2 separate regions of the Homo sapiens genome follow, and region 2 is linked to region 1. Evidence: chromatin loops called from intact Hi-C (ENCODE). Cell type or tissue: ascending aorta. All regions are shown on one strand.

What was found. A loop is a pair of places that touch in the nucleus more often than their neighbours do. Peaks named below come from ENCODE experiments on the same cell type or tissue, not always from the same donor. Only the 100,000 strongest peaks of a DNase experiment are listed, where the experiment ranks them.
Region 2: it touches region 1 in a loop (8-fold over the local background); 16 of 110 quality-filtered maps call a loop at or near these places.

The regions. Positions count from the first base shown.
Region 1 is chr4:145,886,197-145,888,696 of GRCh38, forward strand. All of the region lies in intron 3 of ZNF827 (zinc finger protein 827), which reads right to left. Among named protein-coding and RNA genes, the nearest start is that of ZNF827, 51 kb to the right of the region's middle. RefSeq lists a silencer at 808-907. In ascending aorta, a CTCF peak has its summit at 1,265; DNase peaks (open chromatin) are centred at 1,111 and 1,426; H3K27ac peaks cover 2,371 bases.
Region 2 is chr4:145,621,658-145,624,157 of GRCh38, forward strand. All of the region lies in intron 1 of MMAA (metabolism of cobalamin associated A), which reads left to right. It also overlaps the pseudogene NCOA4P3. Among named protein-coding and RNA genes, the nearest start is that of MMAA, 3.5 kb to the left of the region's middle. In ascending aorta, no CTCF peak of the experiment used is centred here; no DNase peak of the experiment used is centred here.

The DNA of each region.
Region 1 (2,500 bases):
ATTTATGGAAAATGCCTTGCTGTAGATCCAGACTATTCATCAATCATTTCCTCACCGTGCAAAGGGCTGGCCTTTGTACTGCAGAGCATTTCACTATGGGGCTCCAGGTAATGAGGCCAATCCCTAAACATAAAGTGGGTCCACATAGGTTAAGAGTCCATTATTAGGGCCATGCTCACAACTGAGGATGCAGCCGGCCAACGGATGCTATTTTGGGTAGCATCCCACTATTCTAGTCATCTGATCTCAGTTGATGTCTTCAGAGAAAATATTATAAACCCAGCACAATCCAAACTTACAAAATTACTAGTTGGGGATCAAAAGAGGTAACCTGTCAAGTAATTCCTCTCACAATAATGATACTTTGCATTCATCCAATTTTTTGTTAGTTATGTTCTGCAAACATAATTTCAGTTTTCAAAATGCTGCTCTTAGGTAATTAAGAATGTAGAAAATAATGTCTCCAGGGTATTCCCGTTTCAAAGACAGAGAAATTGAGGCCCCAGAATAAATGGATTGAGCGAAATTACATACAAAAAAAAAAAACAAAGTAGGAGAAAAACCAAGGTCTGACCCTCACCAAGTATTCTGAGCAAGAGGAAACCAATTTTTCCAAACGTGGCTATAATATCATGCTCCAGATTCTGACGTCTGCAATGAAAGAATGCAGACTTTTAAATCCAGTTCCAGTCTTGCATGCACATGATACCTGTAAAAATTGGGAGAAACTTTTTCTTCCTGTCACTACCAAATTTAGTGCTTAAAAAAGTGAGGAAATCATTGCATTGGCCTGAGCCAGGCTTTGAGCTGGCAGGTGCTCATAAGCTTGTAACTTCCCCATTTATCTCTGCCAATGCACTTTAGTGCTGACCTGCTACACTCTGCTATTTCAGGACTGGTCCTCCCTTAAGTAGAACTGCCAATTGTGTAGATGTGGGCCAAATGATTTGGGGAGCTGTGTGATCTGAACAAACAAGTGAGTGATTGGAACCCAAAAGCAAAACAAAACTGACACCTCCTCTTTTAGGGGTGACCTAAGCAGGACTCGAACCCAGGTCTCACCAAGGTTAAAGGCTCATGCGTTAATCCGCTGCACCACCTGGCCCCTCTCGGTAGGTTTCCTTTCCAAGAGAGCAAGTTTTACAACAGCTGTTTATGCATTCTGAATGCAATCCAAAAGCATTATTCACCAGCCAAAACATACTTTTAAATAATGTTAAGTGACCAACAAAAGCAAAGAAATTAAAAGTTAATGGTGAGATCCTGTCGCTACAGCACCCCACTGTGGCTTTTTGAAAAAAACAACAGAAGAGATTCTGGGTCCCCCAAAGCACGAGTTTCTTAACAGAAATAGCCATATACACTTAAACTCAGTTAGGCAAAGTCCTGATCATGGAAAGGCTTTCCCTCTGCTGGGGTGGAGTGCTGGGGGTGGGGAAACACACTGATTGTCACCAGCTGTTAACATCACCCCTTTCTGTTCTTTCACAACAAAAGGATTTCACTAGGAGCTGACCATTTCATTGCTTTCTCACAGAATCCCCACCATCTCCTCCGACCAATTCACGCAGAAGCAGGCACCTTGGGGACCTCAGGTCACAGTCCCATGGGACCCTGACCGGTGCTGCCAAAAGCATGCCCTGGAACCAGGTGATAAAGGTCACGAGTTAGAGAGCTTCCATTGTCCCTGAGAGCAGTGCAGTGGGGCAGATCCATTTCAGAAGTGTCCTTACATCTACTGACCCAGGAGAGGAGGGGAGCTAATCCAAGAACAGAAGCTCCGGAAGCAGCTTCTGGAAGAAGGAAAAGGACAGAGCACAAGCCCAAGTTCTAAAATCAAAAGGGAGTCCTGGATTAAAAACCGTCTATGTGCATGTATTTTATGTGACTTCTTTTTCACCAGATCCTGGCCTTGTTATATTTAGTTATGGACAAATTAGTGAAGCTTTAAAGGAAAAACAGTGGGTATTTTGTTGACTTTTGCACTTAACAATTTTTTTTGAGCTACAACTTCCCAAAAGGACTATATATCACATTTGGCCTTTGAGAGAAGTATTAGCTCTATCCTCTGACTGCAGTTTTTCCCCCTTCTCTCCTGACATTCGAGCACTTTTCTGTCATAATTTTTATTCTCTTTAGCTTGACATTTGCTTTAAAGATCTTCTTAGTCTACTAAAATGAAGACATGCTTCTCTAAAGCACGTCATTCTCTCCAGGCCATGTTTAGGGGCTCACCTATCCTCTGGTCATTTCACACAAACAACCCATATCAGGTGCTGTTACATCATTAGGGCCATCTCTTCACCATTGGGGCCATTTCTTGGTAGCAGTTGGATGCTTGGGTTGTGGTATTTCAGAGCTTGGGGAAATTTTGGGAAACCTCTACTCCATCCCCCACTAGGGGGACAGGTGAGGGCCTTCATGAGAAGTTAGAGCTCCTTAAATGGCAGACCTGAGGCTACTAGAACTCAGTACCCTGACTCTCGGTCAGTTTCCTGCT
Region 2 (2,500 bases), 260 kb before region 1:
TTAGCATTGAGAAATGGAAACACTTGGTACAACACTGCATTGCCTGTACGAATTGTGCTGTGCTGCAGACACTGATCTACTGTATTGATTTAGGAAATTCTGTATGCTTTTTCTTGCCAGAGTAGTTATTGAAATTGAGAATATTCATTGGATCAATTTCAAGATAAATATCCCAAGTCAGACTGGCTGCTGCTGAGCAAATTTTTAATGAAGGAAAATATCCATATATTGAAATCAGTTTAAAAAGAAAGTCCTTAAAATATATTACTGTAAAATCTAGAAAAAAATGTACATTTTAGAAACATCAATTAACTGAGTAATCAGTGTAGTGGAGTTATTGACCCATGCAGAATTATGGTGTACATTCATTAATTCTGTGAGCAAATAATTGTGCTATAAATACAAAGATAACTGATATGGTTTGGCTGTGTCCCTACCCAAATCACATCTTGAATTGTAACTCCCACAATCCCCATGTGTCATGGGAGGAGCCTGGTGAGAGGTGATTGAATTATGGGGACAGGTCTTTCCTGTGCTGTTCTCATGATAGTGAATGAGTCTCATGGGATCTGATGGTTTTAAAAATGGGAGTTTCCCTACACAAGCTCTCTCTTTCCTTGCTGCCATCCATGTAAGACATGACTTGCTCCTCCTTGCCTTCAGCCATGATTGTGAGGCTTCCTCAGCCACATAGAACTGTAAGTCCATTAAACCCTTTTTCCTGTATAAATTACCCAGTCTCGGGTATGTCTTTATCAGCAGCCTGAAATCAGACTAATATACTAGATATGGCCTACTTTTGAGATATCTTACTGAATCTTGTAAAGCTGGGGAATTTCTCTTGTATTTTGATAGTGCTTAGCTTACAAATTGTAGGATGAAGCCATATTCTCGGGAATCATGAAAATTAGTTGAAACATTTTGATTTGATTATTATTATTTTATGGCTGTTATGCTTTTGATGGAGGCAGATACAAAATTCATCAATGCAAAATAATGTTTTACATACTCATTAACATAGTGATTAATGTAAACTATATTTTGACAATGTAAAATACAGTGTGTTTGGCCTCAAAAAAGAAACTACAGAGTTAGCTGCAACTTAAGATAACTGGAAAGGCTCCTTACATTGTTTTTTGCCCACCACCTTTATTATAATAGTTCTATATGATGTCTGGGGAGGGAATTAAAAAATAATACAAAGCTCTTTCAGCTGTGGTTCAGAGAACTCTAGTGAAGCTGTATGGCAATGACACTGTGAGTCCATGAAGTTTCCCCAGAAGTATTTCAATAAGAGGCAGTTAAGAAGCTTAATAGTTTCAAAGTCTGGAAAGCAGCAAATATATCTTAGAGAATTTAAAAACATTATAAATATAAAACCCACTTCTCTCTTACAGAGACATTTTAAAGCATGGACATAACTTTAAGGAGATTGAGAAAACATCAGTAGTTTTCATAAAGCTTCAATGAACACCCCAAGGCACAAGTGTTGAAAATGGCCTGTTCACTAAAATGTCACTTTTGGAGGTACAGGTATACTGTACTTACAGTGAGAGGATGACTTTATCCCTGGTTAAAAGCACCAGGTGTCAAGCTCCACTTCCATTACCCAGGATGCACCAATAATCCCTATGATAGTGAATGGTTCAAGTACTATACTACATTTCCAACATGTCTTTTGCCTATTTGCTTAGTTGGTACTAGGGTTCTTTTGAACCCCACAGGTGTGTAGAATATTTTAAAAGGCTAGAACTACCTCAAAAATAGTCTTGAAATAATACCGAGCCCTTCTAAAAGAGCTCACTGGATATTTTAATAACATTTACAGAAAGAAAGAAAGACAAAATTTGCAGTAGCTGAGTTTCTTTCAAGTGAAGAATAATAATGTAGAACATGTAGTCTAAAATGTTTGGTAATTAATGTCAAAAGTTCCAAGATTATTAATATATATTTTGGTAATCACTATTGGCCAGGTTAATTTTTTGTGCAAAATACACTGTATATTAATAGACTAGGAAAATCATTATTTCAGACCAGTAACAGAAGAAAACCCACAGCTAGAGAAGCATCTATAGGGCAATTAAACGTTAGGGAAGTTTACTAGCTTTAGAATACATTAATACACTTCGATTACAGAAATATTTCATTTTTAAAACTTGAGTGTTTTAATGTACTTTTAGTAACGACCTGATCTAAGGAGCCTTGGAGGCTTGTGAAAAAGACATACCCACAAAGATGCTGCATTTCTGGTGTGGGGGTGAATTAACACTTCTGTAAGAAGGAAGGAACTGAATCAGCTCAGCATCAATACACAACATTTTTCTTTTAAACAGTAACTTATAATCTGATGACTCACTTCACTTTACTAGTTCAAAATTAGGCAGGAGAAGAACTAAGCTAACTGGTCAGACCCAGAAACACAATGATTTGGCAAGCCACAGTCACTCAGCTCATGATGTGTGATAATCAGCAGAAAGGCTGCTCAACTCTTGTCCACTCC